Linked DNA regions of Mus musculus: regions 1 and 2 are each linked to region 3. The links are chromatin loops, found by intact Hi-C in ENCODE. Cell type or tissue: left cerebral cortex. All regions are shown on one strand.

Region 1 (5,000 bases), 410 kb after region 3:
TCTCTGACTGCGCCCAGCAGAGATGGTTCCTGTATCTGTAATGGTGTGTGTCACTGGCGGCCTGCTCAGCATTACCATATCTGCAATGATGTGTGTCACTGGCAGGATTGTCCTGTGTCTCTCATACTGTCTGCTCACTCCTCCACGCTCCAGGTAGGCATTCCCTAAGTGTTGAATGAATCTGGGATGATGTGGTTGGGAGAGATGACTTTGCAAATCTCACTGAGGGGGAGGCTTATGGAAACTATGAAGGGGTTGCTTAAATTCAGAAAAGGGGGCAGCCAGCAACAACCGAGGAGGAACTTGAGCTGGGCTCGAAGGATAAGAAAGCCCAGGTGTGGTGTTAGTCAAAAGGACACAGTGAGTGTCTGTAGCTGAAACGGCCTCACACTGGGGCATGCAACATTTTGAAGATGTCTTCAGCATCACTTTAGTTAGGACGTTGAAACCAAGCAGAATGAACCAATTGTTCGTCAGTATCAGCTGCTCCATTTGGCAAACTCCAGCCAGAGCCATGGACAGCCACCCATGGTGATGACTGTAACAGGCCCTGGTGGTGGCTCGTTGCCACACTCAGGCCCTCCCTCAGGACGTGGCATCATTATCACAGCTTCATGCCTGTCACTCCCATTCTACAGATCATTCAGCAGAGGATCAGAGAAACAGCTTGACCTGTCCCCACCCCGCTGGTGACCTTTGCCTGGTCACCAGCGGTGGCAGGCAGCAGCGTTTGCTGTCACCTCTCCAGAGCAGATTTGACATAGAACATTTCAAACATGCACAAGCAGGGAGAGCGGTGTGCCAGATCACCTGGCCGGCTCCCGGCAGCACCGGGCCGTCTTGGATTTTTACATTTTTATGCTATGTGTTATTGTAAGGGTCAGAAAACAATGTTCAGGAGTCTCCTCTCCCACCACGCCTTTATCCACTGAGACATCCTCTTGTGCACCTTGAACTGATGTGAAGAAAATCTCTTGCATTATATGACATCATCAGTAGACTTTGGTCCTCCTGGCAGACGTATCCTAGGCTAGGGACACCCCCATCCTGCCCCTCTCTCACCCACTCTTCCAAACACCCCGGTATTTGGGCATAGATGTGGGTCATGAGACCACTTATCCTAAAGCACTGACCACTGAGTAGCTAACTGCTCTGAGTCTTCTATGCCTCTGTGCCTGGAACCTCTTCCCTCAGTCTGGCTTTTCTGGAGACAGAGACAGCTGGATATTCTGGTCTTCTGCCTGATGGGATTGTTGCTGTGAGCACAAGTCTTTCTAGACCAGGTTGGCCCTAAACTCACACTCCAGCCTTAAGTCCTGTTCATTCCTGCTTTGGGGCAGGGGAGGAGGGGAAGTCTCTGCCTGGGAAGAAAGGACTCTTTGCCCTTCCCAGTCTAAGAGCAAGAAATGCCGAAGAGACCAAAGAGAGCTAAGTAAGTGTTCTCAGTAGTTTGGCCAGAATGGAGGTGCGAGAGTGGGGTACGGGGAGGGCATACAGTACCTATTATGGCCAGCAGGTGTCACCTAAAGACTGAGCACTAAAAACCTGTGGGCAGTATGGGTAGTAACCGTGAGGTTTTCTTTCAGTTTCAATCCTACCAGACCTGGGAGAACAGAATGAAGCTTCCCTCCACTCCCGTGCAGATTTATCTTGATTGACCTGACGCTACTTGGATCGCAAGTGAAGCTTTCGTTTGAAATGTGTTTGCATCAGACCCTAGGGCCAGTCAATATTCCTGTTCTACAGACGAGGAACCTGAGGCTCTGGAAACCAAGCGGTTGCTGATGTTACACAGACACCAAAGGGCAGAGCTTGGGGTCCACAATAGGGTGTAACTCTAGTCTCCTGACTGTTCTGGACACTGTGCTGAGACATCTCCCTGCTGGCCTGGTCTTCAGGAGACCAGAGGTCACAGTTGTCCTTGGCCCTTGGGAAAAAGTAAAGGGACAAGATGCTCTAGGAGCGGCAGGAGACCTACTGTTATCTGAGGGCATCTCCCTCCAGCTCTCAAAGTCTGCTTTTCAGTGAGAGGGTTCACCTAGATCAGAGCCAAATCCCACTTACAAGAATGAACACAGACACACACACATGCTCGAGCACGCACACACACACACACATGCATGCACGCACGTGAGTCACACACGTACGCGCACTCAAATGCATGGATTGGGAAAAAAACAGCCCCAAGACTTAGATGTAAGCAGTATCCCATGGTGCTTGGGGGCATTTGCCCCAGGGGATCCTCTGTAGGTTTCTCATGTGCTTTTTAAAAAATTATTTATTTATTGTATGTATGTACATGAGTACACTGTAGTTGGCTACTCAAATCCTTGATTAAAGACCTGGGTTGATCTTGCCTTGTCTCTCACCAAGTCCCGTTCTGTTTGGTAGCGATTGATGGCGTTGTTTAATATCCCTGATCTCACTCAACCTAATAATGGGGCTTATAATGCTCATCTCACAGATGAGGAAACTGAGGCACAGGACTACGGAAGGATTTCCCTGTTACTGTCCAGCTGATGGGCTGAGACCTACCTATCACGGTCTGTTTCCACACCGCGTCCCATCTCTGCCGTGCAGGATCTGGGGGAAGGGAAGTACTAAGTCCAGATGACAGCCATGTTTCTAGACCTGCTTAGATTGGGGTGATGATGAGAGAGTCTATGCAGACAGTGACATCAGGGTTCTGCCCCATTTGGTGAAGGGTTGGGCGAGCAGGAGCTTACACATGGCCAGGAGGTTGAACTGTCATGTCCACCCCCCCCAAATGGATGGTTGTGGAGGGCAGAGTGCACCTCTCCATCTCTGGGGAGTCTACATCCCAGCTTTCCCGGCTCCTGCTGATCACATAGTCCTCAGTGAACCTTGAAACTGAGAAGCTGGTTATGTGGCGTCCCCTTGTGTCTAAGGACAGAACAGCAGCACTGGAGGCTGTGCTGAAAATTGGCCTGATTCTCTACCATTCAAAGTTGTGCTCACAGGCAAGATGCAACCTGTTCCGTCCCATCCCAATTGTGTACATATCCAACTCTGAGACCTCCCTGAAAGGACACACAGTGTCTTCCAGCCTGGGCTTCTTGCTCTCTGATATGTAGGCAGAGCTCAGGGGAGGGTTGTTTGCTGTTGCTGTGGTAAAAGACAACCGGAGACAGAAAAGGGTTTATTCAGCTTACACTTCCAGGTCACAGTCCACCCCTGAGAGAAGTCAAGGCAGGAACCTGGAGGCAGGAACTGAAGCAGAGGCCATGGAGGAGCTCTGCTTACTGGCCTGTTCCCCATGGCTTTTGCTCAGCCTGCTTTCTTATGCAGCCCAGAAATGATCCCACCCACAGTGAACTGGGCCTCCCATATCAACCAGTCATCAAGAAAATGCCACGCAGACATGCCTACAGGTCCCTCTTCCCAGATAACTCTAACTTGTGTCAAGTAGACAAAAAATTAACCAGCAACACTCCCTGAGGCACATGGGCCTAATTTCTGCCACTGCATTGCCAGAGCTGTTAGGGTCACAGCGTGGGATCTAACCCACTGGGCCACCCGTCCTCAACAGGTCTACTGACAAATGATCACAGAGGAAAGTGACTACATAGAGAGAAGGAACAAGGACATCCAGGGCCCCTCCATCTGCTCCAGAGGTCCTGACATGAAGTTAGTTCTAAATAGACAGGAAGAGGAGCAAGCCACTGATCATCAATGCTAGACTCAAGGAAACCTTTTCCCATATCCTCCTTGGTCTCAGCCTATGTGGTGGTTTGAATATGCTTGGCTGAGGGAGTGACACTATTAGGAGGTACGGCCTTGTTGGAGTCGTTTTGGCCTTGTTGGAGTGGGTATGGCTTTGTTGGAGTGGTTTTGGCCTTGTTAGAGGAAGTGTGTCACTTTAGGGATGAACAATGAGACCCTCCTCCTTACCACGTGGGAGCCAGTCTTCTCCTAGTAGCCTTCAGATGAAGATGTAGAACTCTCAGCTGCACCATGCCTGCCTGGATGCTGCCATGCTCCCACCTTGGTGATACTGGACTGAACCTCTGAATCTGTAAGTCAGTACCAATTAAACGTTGTCCTTATAAGAGTTGCCTTGGTCATGGTGTCTGTTCACAGCAGTAAAACCCTAACTGAGACAGACTAGTTGGACCACAGATCACCCCCCTCCTCCTCAAGGGAAGAAACTAAGGGCTCTGGCTGAGCGGCCAGAGACCCAACGAGTGAAGACATCTCCCCTATACCTTAGCTCAGTCTATCCCTGGGACCTGGCTATCTTGAAGGTGGGCTCATAGGGCACTGCCTCTTTGTCATCTCTGGACATCATGGTATCCTGAGAAGAGGGGCCGAGACAGAACGCTCCCAAATGATTAAGGGGAGGGGTCCAGGAAAGCTGGTAGTCTTGACTCTTAACTTGGAAATAATGCCTATCGCAGAGTCACTGGCCCAGGGTTTCAGTGGGTTTTGCTGGTTCCCAAGTGTCTTAGTTAGAATTTCTTTCTATTGTTGTGACAAAACACCATGACTAAAAAGCAAGTTGGGCAGGAAAGGGTTTATTTAACTTACACTTCCATATTGCTGTTCATCACTGAAGGAACTCAGATAGGGGACAAACCCAGGTGCAGGAGCTGATGCAAAGGCCATAGAGGGGTTCTGATTAATGGCCTGCTCCCCATGGCTTGCTCAGTCTGCTCTTATAGAACCCAGGACCACCAGCCCAGAATGACACCACCCACCATAGGCTGGGCCATCCCCACTGATCACTAATTGAGAAAATGCCTTACAGCTGGATATCACGGAGGCATTTCCTAACTAAGGCTCCTTTCTCTGCAATGACTCTAGCTTGTGTCACGTTGACACAAAACCAGCCAACACACCAAGACTCAGAGGATGAGCTGAAGGCTAATACTGGGAAAGGCCTCAAAGACACCCCACCTCAGTGAGCCTACACACCACCGACTCTGCCCCAGACCCCATGCCTGCACAGCCCTCCTTACCCCTATGCCTTCCTCTAAAGC
Region 2 (5,000 bases), 78 kb before region 3:
TGTACGGCCCAGCTCAGCCCCCCTGTGCCCAAGATGTCAAGCCCACCTGCCTCTGATAGGCCCATGACCTGGGGAACCAGAAAGAAGATGGCTAATTCCAGCCAGAGGCAGATGGGCAGGCCCAGGTGGGCATCCAAGTGTGGGACTTTCTGCCTCCCTTTCGGCATCAGAACAGCAGGCTGCAAACAAAGGAAAAAGAATCAGCAAAAAAAGGCCAGCAGCTATAGGAAACTCAGAGAGTGACTAGGTCCATCAGTGTGTTCCCCTTGGGAAGCCCAACACGCCTCTTTCAAGTGGTTAGTCACTTGATATTCATAGTCTCTTTCCCTCCCCTACCAAGTACATTTGTCCCTAAGCAAAATGTTAACCCCCAGGTAGAGTATGAGCCAGGGCTAACCCCAGTGGATGACTCCTACAGCACAATGGCCCATCCCTTGGTGCCCCCAATAGCCTGGCATCATCCAGGTGCTTGCTTTGGGCTGCTCATTCAGTTACTCCAAGTACATATCACTCCCATGACTGACAACATCAGGACCCCTCCTCCTCCTCCTCCTTCTCTTCCTCCTTCTTTTTTAAAAACATGATCTCACTATGTAGCTCTCTCTGGCTGTCCTGGAACTCACTATGTAGACCATCAGGCTGGCCTCAAATTCACTGAGATCCACCAGTGTCTACCTGGGATTACAGGCATGAGCCATCACACCCAGCTCTATCTCCCTCTTATTTACAGACAACATAAGTCTTTTTCCCAGTGGACTTCTATCTCCCATTGTGGAGCCATTCCTACCTGGGCTCTCTGTGAAGTTTAGGTCCTGGCCTGGGTAACCATACCACACTCATCTTGTGAAAATGGAGGGAGATGTCACCTTCACTGTGAGCAGTGAGTGTCGACTGGGAACACAGCTGCAGACCTGTGGACCCCAAGTACAGAAACAACAACAAAAAGGTGTCCCACTAAAGCCAGCAAAGCAGAAACTAAAGTGAAGGCCAGGCCTGACCAGTGACCAGTGTTAAATGTCATTTCCAGGGATCTAAAACAGGCCACAGACTAGGAGACATTCATCACAATAAGGCCACACCAATACAGAACCCAGATACCCCACTTCTTAACCTATCATGTTATTTTCATTTGCTTCTTTAAGGGCTTAGCAAGACCTAACTGTCAATCAGGGAGAAAGCCAGATAATGGAAATAAAATGTAGTATAAGTGCATGTGGGTAACTGGGAGAGAGGAAATGACTGGCAAGAAGGACTAAGGAGCTGGCCCCGTCTCACCAAGTTGGATTTTCAGTGAGGGCACAGGCTCCAGCCCTGTCTTCAACCACTCAAAGGGGAAAAAACCCCACCAAATTAGAACTTTCGAGCAACTGTGGGGGCAGGAACAAGGCACATGTGGGGTCTTGAGCTCATTTAAAACTCACTACTGTCTACCAAGCCCACACTGCAGCAGTCTTGGTGTCCAGACATACACTTGGATGGTACCGACTTAAAACATTCTGGAAAGACTGTTTTACCAAAGACTCCTTGGACCTCCCTTCCTCTGTATACCAGGCTGGCCTGGAACTCAAGAGAGCCAGCCTGCTTCCGCTTCCAGAGTGCTGGGATAACAAAGGTGTGTGCCACCAACATCCGGCTTAAACAAGCTTTCTTTATATAATAAAGGTTGGCTGAGAACTCTTGCTTCCACCCCTTTACTGCTGTTATTATAGGTGTGGGCCACCATGTCCTTAAGTTCCATGGCATATTTCCTATTACATTCTTCCTGCCCCTGGGGCTGCTTCAATTTGGCCCAAGATACCCAGGTGTCTTCCCTAGTCTGCATATAAGTAAATCCAAAGTCTGGTTTGATAGCAGCCATCCACTCAGGCAGGCTCCTACAATCTCTGTAGGTTCCAACAGAGATTTCTGGAAGAGAAACCGAGTTTTGTTTTTGTTTTGTTTTGTTTGTTTGTTTGTTTTTTTCTCCCTGTGGTCCAGAGGCACAGCAGCACTTATTCTCAGACCTCTGAGCAAGAAATCTTAAGCACTTTCTGAAAATAGACTCCCATCACCCTCAACTAAGGTAGACGGGCACCTTTCCTGCTCAAGATTCTGCTCTTAAACCACCGTCCTTCAAGCCCCGCCTCCCCACTCACAGGAACCAGGGTCTGTACAGAGTGAGTTTTCTGATGCCCCCACTCCCACGCGGACTCAGCTGCTCCGTGCAATGTGCCTCTCTCTCCTTAGGACCGATGCTGTCCGGAACCTACGACCCGGAGACCCGGTCCCTCTGGGGTCGCCCACGCCAGGACCCAAGGTGCCCTCAGCGAAGGACCTCCTCCGCAGACGCCGACCAGCCCCGGTCCATGGTCCCCCGTATATCCGAGGTCCAGCCTCCACTACATTTCTTCCCGACTCACCCACAGCCTCTGTTGCTACTGTCGCTGCTGCTGCTGCCGCCGCAGCCCCCACCCTACGGAAACTCTCGGCTTCCCCGGAGCCGGAGGCGCCACTGACAGCGACATCACTTCCGCCCGGCGCCGCAGCCAATCAGCGGCTGGGCCTGCGGCCTCTTGACCAGCGGGCCGAGCTCCGGGCGCTCCGCCGACAGCTTCTGTCACAGGCCCGTGAGGGCTGTGGGAGTTCCGGCGCCTCGAATCCTCGTGTCCTCCGCCACAGGACCCCCTCCGCCACAGGGCCCTCGTCCTTCATGGCGTCCTCTGTAAGGACCATCCCGGTTCCGACCTCTAAACACCCCTCGCGGCTCTTCTCCGTCGGACTGCCATAGCCTTGACTCTTCCCCATAAACTCCTCAGAGAGGCTCTCGCCTCCATCCGGCCGCCGTCTCTCTGGCCCGCGTGTCCCTCGGGCTCCGCTTGGGTCTCAGGGCTGGTCCCCTCAGCGGCTCCGTTGTCCGGTCGCTGTCCGCGCCTGCCGCCAGAGGGCGCCGTCGGTGGCGGCCGCTCACCCCGCGGGTTCCGCTCCTCTCGCCGCCCCGGCCTCGCCCCCTTGCGCTCGCGCCGCCGGAAGTGGGAGGTGCCGCGCGCGGGCCAGCGCTCGACCCCTCCCCCAGGCTTGGCCGCCCCCTCCCCCGCTCCGCCCGCTCAGGTGCGTCCCTTCCCTCCCCCCCGCTTGGCTCCCCGGGGGCGCGGCGCGGGAGGTGTGTGCGGGGCGGCGCGCGCGGGTCGGGACGGCGGGACTAGGGGGGCGCGGCGGAGGAGGAGGGGGCGGCGGGGAGGGGGCGGCGGGGACAGGGGCGGGAGCCCGGCCTGGGAGTGGGACGGGAGCTGGCGGCCGGTGAGGACGGAGGGGAAGGGGTGGAGGTGGCGCTGGCCAGTGCCAAGGGCCAGCGTAGCGGCAGCTCCCTGTGAAGAGTGGCGGTGACCACCCGGCGCAGCTTCCCCCCATTGTCCCCTTCTGCGTCGCCGCCTGACTGGTGACCATCACTGCCTTGCGGGATTCCCTTGGGCACACTGGGCTCTTGAGCCAGATGTGCGACCCCACCCCCCATCCCTCTCGTTTGGGGCTCTAGCTGCGGAGTTTCACGTATGACCCTTGCCCTAAGGTTTTCGTTTACTGGGCATCGGTGACCCAGACCTTGTTCCCTGTTGGAGGCAATGATCTCGACCCTATTGTAGGCAGACTGATTGCATCCGAGATGCAATAATGGCGTTTCAGGGCCCATTTTCACCTAGGAGCTTTTTATTATGAGAGGAAACTGAGGCACTGAGCTGTGACTATTGATTCAGCCCGACTCGGTATCTGCTCTTGTGCATTCTTCTGGGTTCAGAGATATTCTATTCATGGGATGCTGTCAAAATAAAAGCAGGAATGGGAACTAATCCTACTTTTACCACCTAGTTTTTCTTGTTACCATAGAAGGCCGAGTTTATTTTGCAGCAAAAAAGATGCTCTTAAAAATAAAAATGTAAAAAACCGTCTTCTTGGGTTCCCTTACTTGAGTTACCATGTTTTTCAACATCTCCCTTTTCTCCTGGAGTAACTGAGTAGTAGCCTGTGACTCAATGGTAACTTGTTAGTGGGGCGTTGGCAGATACCAGACATTCCCATCTGTAGGAAAGGAATACTGTCAGGCTAAAAGACACCCCACAGAGATGGTCCGGGGTGACTTGTTCTTGGAAACACCTCACATAAACCCTATCACTTAAATTAATAGAGAATGCTTTGACTGCAACAGCCAAAAGGGATTTAAACATATTATTGAATCTTGGCCAAAAAGGTCAACTTTAATAAATGGAGGTAGGTATGTGGACCATTCAGAAAATTCTTATCAGATTATCGTCTGTTTGGAATGACTGCATTTCTGTCCAGAACAAAAGTAGTCTGCCTTATGTTTATGTGTATGACAGCGCCTGAGGGCAGTGCTGACTGGGACTTATGGCCGGAAGTGGCTCTTTTATTGCCCTCCTGCAGAATACTCTTTCTTAGGTGTTTGGAGGAACTGACACAGTGGGCATTATGCAGAGGAAAGCTTTCAGCTTTGTCACCTGTGTCCTTTGGTTTGTTTCTGAATGTCCAGAGTGCAGATGGCGGCCTCTGAGGTAGCTGGCCTTGGGGCCGGTACCCCGAGTCCTTCGGAATCTTCTGCTTTGTGTGCATCCAAGTCCGATGAATCTCTCCCAGATGGCCTAAGGTAACTTGCAGACTCTTGAGGAGAAAGCTTACTTGGGTAAGGGGCTTTTGGGATGGGCTTCTGAGCATCTCTTCTTTCCTCTTTGGAGGTCTAGTGACATTTCTGCAGATTAAGGGTTTTTTCCCTCCTTCAGATTAATTTTTCTTTTTAAGTAGAGACTGCTTGGTTTTTGTACGGTATCCTACATGTCAACTGATACCTAGGTAGGCATGCTAGGTTAAGACAGTTATCAACACATCATAAATGTATATATTTCCTTGATTTATCCTATACCAACTCTTTGTTCATTTAACTATTCTTGTGTGTCATGCTCTTTTTTTTTTCTTGTTTTAGACAAGGTCTCCCTTTGTAGCTCTGGCTGGCCTAG
Region 3 (5,000 bases):
CACACTGACACGCTTGTGCGCAAACAAAAACAAAAACAAAAAAACAAAAAACAGGTTTCAAGATGGCTTGCTAGTACAGGCCTGTAGTGCTAGCTAACCAACCCAGTGAGTGAGACTATAAACATCCTACTGGCTTGTCAGCTGATGTCTCAATTTTGTGATTTCCCCTTTCCTTCTTAATTTGTTTGGTAAAATGGTTTGTATTTCTGAATACCAACCTTGGGAGAAACTGAATAAAACATATATCCTTCATCTGCATGGTGATAATTCCATAGCCTGCCATATTTTTTGAAGACTATTTTCTAGCCCTTTTCCTGAAGGAGAAAAGTATTTTAAGGGATAACACTTCAGGGGGCCTTTTTATGTGCCTCAGCCTGGCCTGGAATGTAATTTTACTTTCATTTTATTTCATTTAATTAACTAATTTATTTATTGAGACATAGTTTCTCTTTATAGCTCTGGCTGTCCTGGAACTCACTCTATAGACCAGGCTGGTCTTGAACTCAGATATCCACCTGCCTCTGCCTCCTGAGTGCTGGGATTAAAGTCGTGCACCACTACCTGACTTGTTTTGTTTTATTTTTATTTTTTTAATTAAAAAAATTTTTTTTATTTTTTAATGCTTTTATTTATTTATTTATTTATTTATTTATTTATTTATTTATTTATTATATGTAAGTACACTGTAGCTGTCCTCAGACACTCCAGAAGAGGGAGTCAGATCTCATTACGGATGGTTGTGAGCCACCATGTGGTTGCTGGGATTTGAACTCCTGACCTTCGGAAGAACAGTCGGGTGCTCTTACCCACTGAGCCATCTCACCAGCCCTTTTTAATGCTTTTTTGTTGTTGTTGTTTCGAGACAGGGTTTCTCTGTGTAGCCTTGGATGTCTTGGAACTCACTCTGTAGACCAGGCTGGCCTCGAACTCAGAGATCTGCCTGCCTCTGCCTCCCAAGTGCTGGGATTAAAGGTGTGAGCCACCACTGCCCAGCTCTTTCTTTCTTGAGGCAGCAGCTCACTATACAGTCCTGGAACTGGATATGTAGACCTTGCCAGTCTAGAATTCATAGAAATCTGCTTGTCTCTATCATTCTTTCTCCTCCTCCTCCTCCTCCTCCTCCTCCTCCTCCTCCTCCTCCTCCTCCTCCTCCTCCTCCTCCTTATTTTTGACTTTTTCCTGACAGGGTTATTCTGTGTTACAGCCTGACAGTCTTGGAACTTATTTTGTAGACCTGGCTGGACTTGAACCCACAAAGATATGACTGTCTCTGCCTTCTGGATGTTGGGAATAAAGGCTTTGGGATTCAGTGTGGTTCAGTCACCACTATCTAGCTGCTTTTTTCAAAAAATATTTTATTCTTTTATGTGTTCCAGTGTTTTGCCTGCAGGTATGTCTGTGTACCACATGTCTGTGTTCACATGTGTTTGCCTGGTGTGGGTAGAAGCCAGAAGAGGTGTTGGATCCTCTGGAACTAGAGTTTCTGCTGGTTGTGAGCTGCCTCGTGCTTGCTGGGAATCAGACTCTGGTCCTCCCGCAGAGCAGCAGGTGTTGGCAGCTGCTGAGCTGGTTCTACAGCCTCAGATGGCAAGTCTTGTGTATAGGAAGCTATGGGCAGTGTTTAGTTATGTCTGATATAGTCATGATATGGCATCTCTTCTATGTCTGGTCCAGTGGCCCCTTGGGGACACTTTTAAAGATTGTGATGATAATGAGGAGCAGTGATTTTTTTCCCCATCTGTGGTGAGAATAAAGGAATTGCAGAAAGATTTGACGTTAAACATGAGAAACACATCCTGATGTCTGGTTTGAGATCCCTAGTAACAACACTCGCAATTTCTCCTTGTCGGCTTAGACTCTAGCGGCGCAGGACTCGGTTTTAAATTTACAATAGTAGAGTGGGAGAGATGATGGTTCAGCCGTTGAGAGCACTGTTGTTCTTGCAGACGACCTAGGTTTGGTTTCTAGCACCCACAAGGTGGCGCACAACTGCTTACAACTCCAGTTTCAGGGGATGCAGTGCCCTCTTCTGGCCTCCATGACTATCAGGTATAATGTAGACAAAACATCCACACACTTAAAATTTTTTTTGAGACAGGGTCTCACTGTGTAGTCCCAGCTGGCTTGAAACTCACTATATAGACCAGGCTAGTCTCAAACGCACAGAGATCTGTCTGCTTTGTGCCCCAAGTGGTGGCATTAAGGGCTTGTGTTATCAGATCCCGGTCCACGTATAATACATTAAAAGGAAAAAGTTAGTAGGCAGCTCTCTTGACAACCGAGTCATCTCTCCAACCCCTTCATAGTTCTTTTATTAAGGGCCCAATCAATAGGTTGACCACTGATAATCACTGTTGTTCGCGTGATTTTACTCGACCTTTACAAAATGATGGTCTATAAATGATTGTTAATTTTGCTTAATTAATAGTAATAGTAGATTATTATTAATATTATGAATGCTTCCTTTCGTCCGCGGGAGAAATTCTCTTATCTACCTTCAGGTCTCTCTTTTAACCTCTTTGTGGTGGGAGTGGGATTGTGCTTATTCACTATTTTGAACTACAACTTTCAGGATGCAACGGGCAAAGCCTCGTGGGGGAACTTCAACCAATCCAATGCCAACGCTCTCAGTCAGCGACCTATTGGCTCTTGGTAGAGGCGGGCCTCTCAGTTGCTAGGCCAGTGCCTTTCCGGAAGTGGTTGCTGGTCGCTGCAGGGCAACACCCCGGCGTCCCTGGAAGCGGGGAGCCGGACACCCCGGCGTCCCTGGAAGGTGGGGGGCCGGGGTGGTGCTGGGGAGGAGGCGCAGAGCCATCCTCCCGGAAACCCCGGATCGGGGACAGGTGAGATCTCGGAGCCAGGCTTGGTGGCGTGGCAGGAGTTTGCAGGGAGCTGAAGCGTTGTGAGGTGTTGCTGCGCGGGAACTAAGCTGGGAGAGAAGAGCCCTCCGGCGTGCGGGGCCTGGCTTTCTAGCCTCTCCTGAATCTACACCCTACCGCCATTGCCCAGCCCATTCCTGGGCTATCCCAAGTTCAGCCAAGCGCATGGCATCTTTCGGCCAGCTGGGCAAGAGAGGAGGTTTGGGGTTTTCTTTGCACTGATTCAGGAATCTACGCCCGGAACCGCTGCCCTCTTCTTGGCCTCGGTGACTCGCCCTCGCGCGTCTGCCAGCTCAGCCCTCTGCAGGCCCCTGCATGCTTTTCTCTGCACTCCATCTCTGGATTGCGACTAGAGCCTCCAGTTACCGGTTGCTCTGGGAAGTACTTGCTGCCTAGCCAGATACCTTACTCGAGCTTAGATGTGCTTGCGGATCATCTCCAACCCGCACCCCCCCCCCGCCGCCCCCCCCCCCGGACCTTCTATCAATGTCTCCCATGTTTCTTGTCTCAATGGAGAACTTCCTCAGTCACTTAGCCCACTCTACGCTGAGAATTCATTCCGCTGTCTGCAGTAGTCATCTGGCATGCTTCAGATTTCTTGGCAGTCGGCTTCTTGGCCTAAAATCACAGTGGACTGGCTGAAATCCTCTCTGCTTTCTCTCTTCTCTTCCTTCACCTAGCTGCGAGACCCTGCTATTCTCCTGCCCTCAGGATTAGCCGCTTTTCATTCAGGTAGCCACTGGCTTGGTTCATAATTTCTTGGCTGCGCTTTCAGAATAACTGCCTCTGATTTTGTCCCCTTTTTGATTGGTTCTTGTGCAGCTGTCAGTCACCTTTCCGAACGGTAACTCTCACCACCTCCAACTTTCTTTATGAAATTCCCATGGCAGCCCCTTATGAAGTCCTGTATACAGCTAAAGCCCTCGCAAGCCCGGACTCGCTGCTCCTTGTCCTTCATTCAAGCAGTCTCTGTATTTGATAAGTGGGGATAGTAAACCTCTAGCTGAGAGGCTGGGGTGGGATGGTGGCGAATAAAGCCCTTGGTACAGTTCTGCCGCATACAAGTGTTCCGGGAAGTGTGTGGTTAGTCCAAGTTTTTGTTGTTATAATTAATCCTTACCCCATCAAGCACATTTGCTGTGCTTGTGCTCCCCCCTCCCCTCCCCCTCATCCCTTCCCCCCTCCCACACTCGAATACTCACATATACACAGATACACACACACACTCACACACACATACACAGACACACACACACTCACATACTCACATATACACAGATACACACACACTCACACACACGTACACAGACACACACACACTCACATACTCACATATACACAGACACACACACACTCACACACACGTACACATCCACACACACACTCACATACTCACATATACACAGATACACACACACTCACACACACGTACACATCCACACACACACTCACATATGGAGTTGTTGTTTTGCAGTACTAGGGATTGAACTCAGGGCTTTGCACATGCTAGGCAGGCCCTAGTAGCCACTCCGTCCCATCAAGCTGCTTTGCTTCTGTTCATGGCGTTCCTTCTGCTTTAAATGTCCTTGCTCTAGGGGCCGGTGAGATAGCGGTGAGATAGCTCAGTTGGTAAAGTTTTTTTTTTTTTCTCTCTAAGCATGAGAACCCGAGTTAAGTCCCTTGTAAAAAAAGCCAGGCATGGTGGTTCCTGCTTGTGGTCTCAGTGCTGGAGACATAAAGGTAAGGGGATCCCTGGGGCTGGAGTTACAGGTGAGCTGCACCCCACAGAATCTAACCTGGGTGCTGGGAACTGACCTTAGGTTCCCTGGAAGGGCACCAGGCGCCCTTACCTTGAGCCGTCTCTGCAGCCCCAGCCACTCTGATTTCCCTCCTTCCACTCTGGCTTCCGTTTCAGCCTGTGTGGGAAAAGTGCTTTTGAACGGGCAGCTCTGTAGGACAAAGGCCGAATCTGCAGCATGGCTTTGGTTTCTTTCCTTCCTCTTCAGCAACATTTCCAGTACTTTCCTGATTGCTGGCGTCTCCTGCTGCAGGGCCTTTGCATGTGCTGCTGCTTCTGTTGTTAGAACGTGCTTCCTTCTCTGTCAGTAAATACCTGTTCAT

The links. Peaks named below come from ENCODE experiments on the same cell type or tissue, not always from the same donor. Only the 100,000 strongest peaks of a DNase experiment are listed, where the experiment ranks them.
Region 1: a loop joins it to region 3, with 3 times the contacts of the local background. A loop is called at or near these places in 7 of 42 quality-filtered maps.
Region 2: a loop joins it to region 3, with 6 times the contacts of the local background. A loop is called at or near these places in 3 of 42 quality-filtered maps.

The regions. Positions count from the first base shown.
Region 1 is chr9:45,413,982-45,418,981 of GRCm38, reverse strand. It overlaps 4833428L15Rik (RIKEN cDNA 4833428L15 gene), which reads left to right. Exons shown (of 5, transcript NR_040732.1): 4 at 1-153; 5 at 1,587-2,356. Among named protein-coding and RNA genes, the nearest start is that of Fxyd2, 10 kb to the right of the region's middle. In left cerebral cortex, CTCF peaks have their summits at 553, 1,507 (motif pointing right) and 2,903 (motif pointing left); DNase peaks (open chromatin) are centred at 522, 1,515 and 2,881.
Region 2 is chr9:45,904,439-45,909,438 of GRCm38, reverse strand. It overlaps Rnf214 (ring finger protein 214), which reads left to right and starts at 2,528. Exons shown (of 14, transcript NM_178709.5): 1 at 2,528-3,087; 2 at 4,520-4,633. The coding sequence starts at 4,527. Pcsk7 (proprotein convertase subtilisin/kexin type 7) reads right to left here and starts at 2,870. Exons shown (of 17, transcript NM_008794.2): 1 at 2,400-2,870; 2 at 788-911; 3 at 1-179. The coding sequence starts at 167. In left cerebral cortex, CTCF peaks have their summits at 2,685 and 2,900 (motif pointing right); DNase peaks (open chromatin) are centred at 2,901, 3,495, 3,668, 3,972 and 2 more places; H3K4me3 peaks cover 2,627 bases; H3K27ac peaks cover 1,892 bases.
Region 3 is chr9:45,826,345-45,831,344 of GRCm38, reverse strand. Cep164 (centrosomal protein 164) reads left to right here and starts at 2,682. Exons shown (of 30, transcript NM_001081373.3): 1 at 2,682-2,843. In left cerebral cortex, a CTCF peak has its summit at 2,006 (motif pointing left); DNase peaks (open chromatin) are centred at 1,995, 2,652, 3,133 and 3,443; H3K4me3 peaks cover 1,693 bases; H3K27ac peaks cover 500 bases.